Regions from separate parts of the Homo sapiens genome. Here region 1 is linked to region 2. A link is an interaction called in ENCODE POLR2A ChIA-PET data of the cell type or tissue named here. Cell type or tissue: PC-9. All regions are shown on one strand. Links, peaks and the distances in the headings refer to the core of each region. The heading gives the core; the rest is flanking DNA.

Region 1 (5,386 bases), core at 62-5,061, 79 kb before region 2:
GTTATATTAGTACATTCACATGCAAAAAAATTCCCCCAAACACAAAAAGGTATATTCTTCCTTTAAGGAGGGACTTCCTCCCTCTTTCTCCACAAACACCGCCCAGTGGACATGCATGCTGCACCCTGATTTGGCCACTAAGACACAGCGCGGACACTGGGCCTCATCAGGCCCTTGGATCAACCACATTCATCTTTTTCCCTCTCAATACTCGCTATTATAAAGTATTTTTAAAACACTGGAAAGTACACAGGACATAAAGAATAACTGTGTACTCGTTACCCATCTAAGCAAATCAATATTTTACCATGTTTACTTAAGATATTCCTTTAAATAAAAAAACACTTCACACAGCTGAAGCCCCTTAAAGTGCCCTTCTCTGATCCCAATTTTCTTCCCGTCCTGTCTCCCAGACACAGCTACTATTCTGAAGTCTGGGTGTATTAACCCCAAGCAAATGTTTGCTTTTATGTTTGATAGCACACGTGTGTATGTATGTGTATATATATCCATAAATAATATACAACAGGAGTCAGCAAGTTTTTTCTGTGAAGGATCAGATCATGAATATTTTAAGCTTTGTAGGCACGTGGCCTCTGTCATAACTCAACTCTGCCGCTGTGTGTGAAAGCAGCCACAGACAATATAGAAACAAATGATCATGTGCAGCTATGTTTCAATAAAACTTTATTTACACAAATAGGCACTGGCCCTCAGGCAGTAGTTTGCCAACCACTGATATACAGTATTTTTTACATTAAAATTTTTTCAAATAAATGATGTCACACTGTGTATGTAATTCTACAATGGTTTCCCCCCACTCAATGTAATATTTCAGGAGTTTATTATATATGTGGATAGATGTGGCTCTTGCTACTTCACTTATTTATTTGTTTCTGAGATAAGATCTTACTCTGTCACCAAGGCTGGAGTGCAGTGGCACAATCATAGCTCACTACAGCCTCAAATTCCTCGGCTCAATTGATCCTCCCATCTCAGCCTCCCAAGTAGCTAGAAGGTGTGAGCCACCATGCCTGGCTTATTTGTGTGTGTGTGTGTAGAGATTGGGGCTTGCCCTGTTTCCCAGGCTGGTCTTGAACTTCTGGCCTCAAGTGATCCTCCTGCTTCAGCCTCCCAAAGTGCTGAAATTACAGGCATGAGCCGCCACACCTGGCCTGTTCTTGCTATTTTAACTTATAGTCTAATGGTAAATGAATATTTCACAGCTTATTTTTTTATTCTTTTATTGAGGAAATTCGGATTGTTCTCAAGTATCTCCGTTAGAAAAACTGCTAACAATGGTTTTAATTTCCAAGCTTTTAATTTTGTTACCAATGTTTTAGAATTATTTTACTGTTCCTGCATACAGTTCCATGGTGGGATCTCAGCTGCAGCCCTGTGGATGCCACTTTCTGCTCTTTATTTCTGAGCCAGGAGAGATGATCATGATTTTGAAACTTGCGATGTCTTTCCAGTATTCTCTTTGTATATTTTATATCTTTGCTATGTGCTTGGAGCCAAGGAGTTGTCTCAAAACTTAAATTTCCAGAGCTATATTGATTTGGATTCTTTGTGTTCGATATGAGTTCTAAATTTCTCTTCAAAGAAACAATATGTCACTATGTTCAATTCTTTGCCTTCTACTTTTAAAGTTAACTTCCTCGTAAAGCAACCTGTTTCGATTACCTGCTCCACCCTGACTCATTCCGATTTCCTGCTCTGCCATAACAATTTTTCCCACCAAACCACTCATTCCATCACTCTCTTTAAATTAGCCAGTCGGAATTAGTATAGCCTGTGTGGTCTAACCCTAGCCAATAGGGGAACGACACGGCAGCAGGGGCTGTGTCCGTCAGGGATAAAACCCCTTCCCCTCCCTTGTCCAAGTATGTGCTCACCATTGCTCCATTTGTAAGGGTGCACCCTTCTACAGAAGTACATTGCCTTGCTGAGAATTAAAAAGAAAATTTGATATTCGAGTGCTATTTCTTTTGTGGCACCGAAACTTTACTTATAACAACTGTCCTTGTACATACTAGTCAGTTCCACTGTGGTACATCATGTGCATTCCTAGAAGCCACCACACTATGCAGGATCATGCCTTAAAAACCACAGAGGCTATGGGAAGAGTGGGGTGAGAGGCAGAGCACTCAAATGCATGAGCAGTGACATTAAAAAAATGAACCTGACAATGGAGTACGGGAAAAACAGCAGATAGGAGGCAGGACTAACTTGCAGCTCCCACTTGGATGGACGGAGCAGCATGTGGAGACCCACACTGTGAACTTTTGCTCCAGGAAGTACTGCAGGAACATACCAGGAAAGCCAAGAGAATCCACAGACCCTTTGAAGGAGGTGGATTGCTGCTCCAGGCTCTGGGACAGCCAAGGAAATGTGAGTCTGCTTGCTTTCTCAGCAGGAGGCTTGTAGCCTGGGGCAAGTTCTCAGCCCTGCTCACACTCCAACCCTGGGGCATGGTGGAAGTGAGACTGGCCTTTTGGGCTGTGGGCTGCATGAGAGCTGGGTGAGTCCTGTGGCTGCTGGCTTCCTCCCACTTCTTTGGCAACCTGTGTGACGCAGTAGAGGCAGCCATAATCCCCCTGGGAACAAAACTGCATTGGCCTGGGAGCCGTACCACCATCACCCACAGCATCTGCAGCAAGCCCCACCCAAGGAGAGTCTGAGCTCAGACATGCCTAACCCTGCCTCCACCTGATGGTCTTTCTCTACCCACCCTGGTAGCTGAAGACAAAGGACATAATCTCTTGAGAGCTCCATGGCTCCACCCACCACCTGATCCTCCCTATACAATCACAGCTGATGCACTCTTGAAAGCACCACCTCCTGGCTGGAGGCCAACAAACAAAACCAGCTCACTTAACAAAAATACAACCAAAGACCCTCACAGAGTCCACCTCAGTCTCCTGCTCCCTCCACCAGAGCAGGTGCTGGTATCCACAGCTGAGAGACCTGAAGATGGAGCACATCACAGGACTCTGTAGACACCCCACAGTACCAGCCCAGAGTCCAGTAGCTCAGCTGGGTGGCTAGATCCAGAAGACAAATAACAATCACTGCAGTTCGACTCTCAGGAAGTCCCATCACTAAGGGGAAAGGGGAGAGCAGCACATCAAGGGAGCACCCCCATGGGACAAAAGAATCTGAACAGCAGCCCTTGAGTCCCAGATCTTCTCTTTGAACCTATCAGATTAACAGCAGATTTCTCAGCAGAAATCCTACAAACTACAAGGAATTGGAGTTCTATCTTTAGCCTCCTTAAACAAAACAATTATCAGCCAAGAATTTTGTATCCAGTGAAACTAAGCTTCATGCATGAAGGAAAGATACAGTCTTTTTCACACAAACAAGTGCTGAGAGAATTCACCACTACCAAATCAGCACTACAAGAACTGCTAAAAGGAGCTCTAAATCTCAAAATAAATCCTTGAAATACACCAAAATAATCTCCTTAATGCATAAATCTCACAGGACCTATAAAACAATAGCACAATGCAAAAAAATAAAAAAAGATATTCAGGCAACAACTAGCATGATGAGTAGAATTGTATCTCGCATCTCAGTACTAACATTGAATGTAAATGGCCTAAATACTCCCTTAAAAGATACAGAATAGCAGAATGGATAAGAACTCACCAACCAAGTATCTGCTGTCTTCAAGAGACTCACCCAACCCATAAGGATTCACATAAATGTAAGGTGAGGGGGTGGAAAAAGATATTCCATGCAAATGGACACCAAAAGCAAGCAGGAGTAGCTATTCTTATATCAGACAAAACTTTAAAGCAACAGCAGTTTAAAAAGACAAAGAGGGACATTATATAATGATAAAAGGATTCGACCAAAAGAAAAATATCACAATCCTAAAAATATATGCACCTAACACTGGAGCTCCTAAATTTATAAAATAGTTACTACTAAACCTAAGAAATGAGACAGCAACACAGTAATAGTGGGGGACTTCAATACTCCAATGTCAGCACTAAACAAGTCATCAAGACAGAAAGTCAACAAAGAAACAATGGACTTAAACTATAGCCTAGAACAAATGGACTTAACAGACATTTACAGAACATTCTGCCCAACAACTGTAGAATATACATTCTATTCATCAGCACATGGCACATTCTCCAAGACAGACCATATGATAGGCCACAAAACAAGTCTCAGCAAATTTAAGAAAACTGAAATTATATCAAGTACTCTCTCAGACCACAGTGGAACAAAATTGGAAATCAACTCCAAAAGGAACCCTCAAAACCATGCAAATACATGGAAATTAAATAACCCCCTGCATGATCTTTGGGTCAACAATGAAATCAAGAAGGAAATTTAAAAATTCTTTGAACTGTACAATAACAGTGACACAACCTATCAAAACCTCTGGGATACAGCAAAAGCAGTGCTAATGTTACCAGGGGGTCCTTGCTCCCAGAACTCCCAAGACGGTGGTGAGCTGCTTCCAAGATGGTGGCAAGCCTCTTGTTCTCTGACCTGGAGTTCTTAGCCTCACGGATTCCAAGGAATGGAATCTTGGGCCATGCAGTGAGTGTTATAGCTCTATTAGAAGCCGTGGGTCATGGAAGAGAACCGTGGAACCCAGTGACAGGTGTTCAGCTCAATTAGGATGAACCCGGGCACTTAGCCATGCAGGAACAATGGCAAGCCTTTAGCCCAATTGGGAGTGGCAATGGGCACCTCACTGGATCAGGAGCACAGCGGACACCCTGCCGGATCTGGAGAGATGGAAGTCAGCAGTGGGTCTGTGATGGTGGCAAATAGCAGCAGTGGATGGCAAGTGAAAGCTCAGCTTGAGCTGTAACTAGCACGGACCAGAAGACTGTGCAGTTGCAAGATTTAATAGAGTGAAAACAGAGCTCCCATACAAAGGGAGGGGACCCAAGAGGGTAGCCATTGCGGGCTTGAATGCCTGGGTTTATATCCTGATCATTGTCCCTCCCACTGTGCTCTCAGGTGATAGATGATTGGCTATTTCTTTACCTCCTGTGTTTGCCTAATTAGCATTTTAGTGAGCTTTCTTTCCCTACCTGATTGGTCAGGTGTGAGCTAAGTTGCAAGCCCCATGTTTAAAGGTGGATGCAGTCACCTTCCCAGCTAGGCTTAGGGATTCTTAGCTGGCCTAGGAAATCCAGCTAGTCCTGTCTCTCACTAAGAGGAAAGTTCACAGCATTAAATGCCTATATCAAGAAATCTGAAAGAGCACAAATATACAATCAAAGGTCACACCTCAAGGAACTAGAGAAACAAGAACAAACCAAGCCCAAACCCAGAAGAAGAAAAGAAATAATGAAGATCGGAGCAGATCTAAATGAAATTGAAACCAAAAAATACAAAGGATAAATGAAAC
Region 2 (5,386 bases), core at 295-5,294:
ACAAATGTGAACGTTTTGTAACTTGAAAACAAGAGTGCTTAATTCTACCTTTCCCCTACTTGTTTTGCACCTGTTTGAAGCACTGATCCTTTCTTGCTCTGGTAAGTTTATCTTAAAATCTCACCACCCTCCTATTTACCTAACACTGAATCAACTTGATCTGTTTGCTTCAGTCAGTTCTTAGGGGTCAGAAACAATGTTAGCTACAAAAAGGCATAAGGATGTGACTTCCGTAGTTAGTTTAGTAATGCATGATAGAAAATGTGGTTTTCTTACATAATACTGCCTTTCCTTCCAAAAGTAATTAGAAACTTTCCTCCAGAGTTTGAAAGTACTTTCCAAGTTAATAATTTAGAATCCTGCTGAATTCGTATAGCCCTCTATTTTTGCCTGTCTTTGCATTTCAACATAAATACAAATGTAGGGAATAAAAAGATACATATTTTCTCACCCTTTGCTAAGTTTATGCCTGAGGCTCCTATAAGACAGATTAAGAAGAAGAAAGCAGACAAGTGTATTTAATATAATTTGTATGTGACATGGGAGTCTTCAGAAATAAAGACCCAAAGAAATAGGGAAACATGTTTTTTATGCTAGGTTTGATGAAGAGTAGACAGTCTCGGGGAAGTATGGCTGGACAAAGGGAGCGTGATCGAACGGTGGTAACCTGGGAGGCATAGGGTGGCTTAGTAAGACTGGTGTGTTCAGATTATTCTCTGTGTGTCTCTGTGTCTTCAGAGATAAGAATGTTTCTTTTCTTTGGGTATAGGGTGTGTACTTCTTGAATGAGGGTCTCATGACCTGCTTTAGGGTAGAAGGGCAGAGTAAGATGAGAGAGACCTTCCTGCTTCTGCTGTTTTCTCAAATGTCAAAGTGCCATGCTTTGGGTTATTGTGTCCTGAACCCCTTTATGAGACACAAATAAAATATATACATAAAATAAAAGTTGGATATCATTCTCTGCACTATTGCACTAACAGTTCATATCTTTTTTATATCAAAAAGTGAAATCACAGATGCTAGACTGAGGCAGCTTTTAATGACACCACACCAGAAATAGCAAAGCCCAGATGCCATCTGAAAGTTTCCCTTTCATGTTGAGGTTGAAAATCATCCAAGCCCAGTGGCAGCTGGGCAGGGAGGCAGTGCAGTGCTCAGCCGTGGTCGGTATTCAAAGAGCTTCCAGGAAGGATGACAGGAGAAAGCCTTCACAAGTGGAGTGAGCTCTGATGGGCCATCAACAGAGAGACTGAGAAGTCCCTGAGACTGGCAGGAGCCCAATGCAAGGAAGTCCCTGAGGAACAGCTCTGGACAGAGACAGCCAAGAGGGAGATTCACCCCTTCCAATGGATCCAACGGGCATTCACCAGCTCCCAGGCAGGAGGAACTGGAGGTCGAGGTGAATTCAGGCTTCGGGTCACTACAGAAAGTGCAGCTCTCACACCAGCGCCATGCCCAGCCCATGCATTTCTTGTGTTTGTAAAAAGCCAGGTCAAAGAAAAGCCCTGAGTCCTGTTCCAACTTGGGTTTCCCTTAACCAGGGCCCATGGACAGAGAGTGCAGCATGGGGCAGGAAGGTGGGGTTGGGAGGGGGTCTGTGAATTTGGGATAAAAAATAATCTCATGTTTATTTTCAGTAATTTTTATTTGAAATTTAGCTCTTCCTTTAATTATAAATGCAACTAACAAACCACGGTACCCGTACCTTTGTCACCAACAGAAACCATATATTTCACATGTTAAGCTGTTGCAGGTGTTTTGAAATAGCCACTAATCCTTATTTAATGTGTTAATAAAATAAGCCCACGTATTACCACAGCACTAATTTGATATTAAGTTTGGAAATGCTGTATAGAGCAAAGTTAAGCGGAGTTCTTTCTAAGGGAATTTCTTGGAGCCTGCACTACTGCACAGAGGAGTGTGAGTGTGGAGGGGAGATGAGTGTGTAGAGCTGGTGTGGAAGGAGGTAGCACTCCGAACTCAGCCCCCTCTCATCACCTCAATTTTAGAACAAACTTTGCAGGTCCCCACGTGACCCTGGGGGTTGCTGCAGAGAATCAGAGGTTGGGTAGGCCGTGGTCCTCAAGTTTCACTGCACGGCAAACATACCATGGGGCTCTGAGAATCCTCATGCCTACATCAGTCCACATTAAAACTCCTGCAAGGCCCCCAAGAGCATCCAAACAGACATGCAGTGTGAGAGCCGCAGGGCTCTACTTAAACATAGTGACTCCACGGTGAACAGGAGCGCTTAAATTTAGCAGAGAGAGAGAAGCAAGACTCAGAAAAGGATCCTGGAAGTTGAATCTCATAGTCAGACCAATGACTTGGTCTAAGAGGTCTTCCTGACCCGCAGAAACTTCATGTTTTATTTTTGAGTAAAGGAAGTAGCATTTCTTTAGATAGATGTTCAATAAAATTGTCTTAGTCCATTCCTGCTGCTATAACAGAATGCCACAGACTGGATAATTTAGAAAGAACAGAAATTTATTTTGAACAGTTCTGGAGGCTGGGAAGTTCAAGATCAAGGTTTTGGCAGATTCAGTGTCTGGTGAGGACTTCTCTCTGCTTCCAACATGTTTTCCTGTTGCTGCATCCTCACCTGGCAGAAGAGGTGGAAGCAGCAAACAGCTCCCTCACACATCTTTTGTAAGGTCACTAATTCCATTCTTAAGAGCTCCATGCTCGTGACTTAATCACCTCCTAAAGATCCCACCTCTTAATACTACCAGATATGTTTTTGCTGTGTCCCTACCCAAATCTCGCCTTGAATTTTAGCTCCCATAATCCCCACGTGTCATGGGAGGGACCTGGTGGGAGGTAATTCAATCATAGGGTTGAGTTTTTCCCATGCTGTTCTCGTGATAGTGAATAAGTCTCATGAGATCTGCTGGTTTTATAAAGGGCAGTTCCCCTCCACACGCTCGCTTGCCTGCCACCATGTAAGATGTGCCTTTGCTCCTCCTTTACACTCCACAATGATTGTGAGGCCTCCCCAGCAATGTGGAACTGTGAGTCCATTAAACCTCTTTTTCTTTATAAATTACCCAGTCTTGGGTATTTCCTCATAGCACTATGAAAATGAGTTAATACACTACCCCACTGGAAATTAAGTTCCAAACACATGAATTTTGTAGAGACAGATTCAGACCTAACGTTTCTATCAAGTTAATGGTTACCAACCACACAAATTGCTATTTAAAATGGATTGTACACTTGAGGAAATAAGATATTTCAATCCAAGATACCACCCACATTAGCCATATTGAGGAAAAACTAACCTACATAGGAACTGAAAGGATAAAATTCTCAAGTTTTAATTACGTAAAGATCAAACATAACAATTATCTTTAACTATTAACTTCCTATGGTAAATACATTATTTTGACTAAATTGAAGAAAAACTTCACTAAAATTAATCAAGACTAAATAAAAGCTTAGAAATATAGAGCCTGTCAGAAACTCAAACAGCAGAGAATTACAAATAAATAAGAGAAAGGCTATAGACATTTTAGGCACAGAAGATATTCAAATGTTATCCAATGTTCTTTTTAGATTAATGTAACAATGGACAACATACTGAACACTTCCTATTTGTCTGACTCAATCCTCACACATACACAAAATCCTATGAGATAAGCACTACCATGTGCACATCTGGAAGATGTGGAAGGGAAGGCCCAGGGAGGTGAAGGTATTTGTCCAGGATTCAGGAACTAAAGCCAAGAGTCAGACTCAAATCATCTGACTTCAGAACCCAAGCTCTAAACAGCTACCTCACAGAGATAAAGCAGTCAGATGAGTTATAACAAGATAAACTGGTAGGTGATATAAACCCACTGGCATTGCAATACTAAACATAGCAGGCCCACAGCAATGAACACAATATGCTTTACATCAAGAAAGATTAATTTTAACTCTATCAATCATGATGCATTTTTGAAAAATCCCACAAGTGAAACTAGTGAGGCAAACAATAGCAGTTGAAGTAAAAGGTGTCACTTGAGCAAAAGACATTACCAGATAAAATGATGAGCAATCTTGAACTTCCCAAATCTCTACCTAAACTCACATCCTAAGTGTCAGGATCAGTAATTGTAGAACCTTGAGAGAGAGAGAGAGGACAGACAAGAGAGGAGAGGAGAGACAGAGAGGAGAGGAGAGAGAGAGAATGCTAATGTAGGAATATTTCAGGAATCTAAGTGAAGAGTATTTAGAAAATCTTTGTACAATTTTCACAACCTTTTTGAAAGTCTGAAATTATCCAAATAAGCATTTTAACTAATAAAGTTATGACTTTATAGATGAAGCAAGACTAAGATATTTAAATGAGAATTTGAAGTGCTTATCTTAAATATATTGAATAGATATGAACATTTATATCGTGGTTTATCTTTAAATAACTGAAACCTGCAAGTTTGTCTTACGTTTTCACATGTGTTAAACAATGTGTTATAAGAGTTCAAATGATCATAATAAGAGTGTGCACAACACCAACACATGGCCCAGACATCACCGAAGAAGGCTACGTGGGTGTGCTGTTTTCAGGACAAGTGGAAGAGTGCGCACAGCTGGGTTAAGGTGATCAATAGAGCAGAGCACACTGCATGCAGAAAAGAATGTGGGACTAGGCGTGGTGGAGGGGAAAGGGATGGGAATAGACCTATGGAGATCACACCTCACAAGTCTAGGATGAGACCAGAAGCATTTGGACATCAATCAAGATTTTGACACCAATGTTCAGCCAATAATAGTAGCCTCTGAGCTCTCATGGCATACTCCTCAGAGGAGCATGCAAGGTTGTTTCATTCCCCAATTGCTCCACGAAAGTGATTGAAGTTCTATTTCCCGATTCAGAGTTGCAGCTCATGTGTCTTCAGGCAAACAACAAGGGAAATTGTCGTACAGAGGTGTATGCTGCACAGAGATACAGTGTGCATTGTAGGGTTGGAAAACATTTCCTCCACCCTCTTTTGATCAGTGGCTGGAGTCTGTGAACAAAACTGACAAAAGTCAGATTAACAGGAGAAAAGGCATAAAAATAGTATTAATATTTTTAATTTTGTGTGCACAAGGGCTTCATAAAAAAAAAGAAGTAAAAAAATAAAAAAAAACAAAGAAGCAGTTAGGCTTAAGAGATTACATACCATTTTAACAAAAGGCAATAAATTTTAAAGAAGTGACTAGACAAAGGAGAAGGGTTTTAGGCTTCTAGGGGTGATAACTTGTGGGAAAGTGACTAGCAAATATATCAGGAAACTACTGAAAGTAAGGGTTATTTTAGTAAGGTCTTTTTATACTGACTCATCTTGGTGCTGGCTCTCCATATGTGGTGATAAGGGTAGCTCTCTTCATCCTGGTTCAGGAGAGGGAAAAACTCATGTCA

The links. ChIA-PET counts read pairs that join two places held together with the same protein. Peaks named below come from ENCODE experiments on the same cell type or tissue, not always from the same donor. Only the 100,000 strongest peaks of a DNase experiment are listed, where the experiment ranks them.
Region 1: POLR2A ChIA-PET joins it to region 2 with 10 read pairs; 2 of 35 experiments call an interaction of 5 or more read pairs at or near these places.

The regions. Positions count from the first base shown.
Region 1 is chr13:111,056,025-111,061,410 of GRCh38, reverse strand. No RefSeq gene overlaps it. Among named protein-coding and RNA genes, the nearest start is that of LINC00368, 37 kb to the left of the region's middle. In PC-9, for the core only: no CTCF peak of the experiment used is centred there; a DNase peak (open chromatin) is centred at 2,380; H3K27me3 peaks cover 256 bases.
Region 2 is chr13:110,976,897-110,982,282 of GRCh38, reverse strand. The region is part of intron 1 of LINC00431 (long intergenic non-protein coding RNA 431); the gene reads right to left. LOC124903213 (a long non-coding RNA gene) reads right to left here. Exons shown (of 2, transcript XR_007063875.1): 2 at 5,043-5,356. Among named protein-coding and RNA genes, the nearest start is that of LINC00431, 14 kb to the right of the region's middle. In PC-9, for the core only: no CTCF peak of the experiment used is centred there; no DNase peak of the experiment used is centred there; H3K4me3 peaks cover 294 bases; H3K27ac peaks cover 359 bases.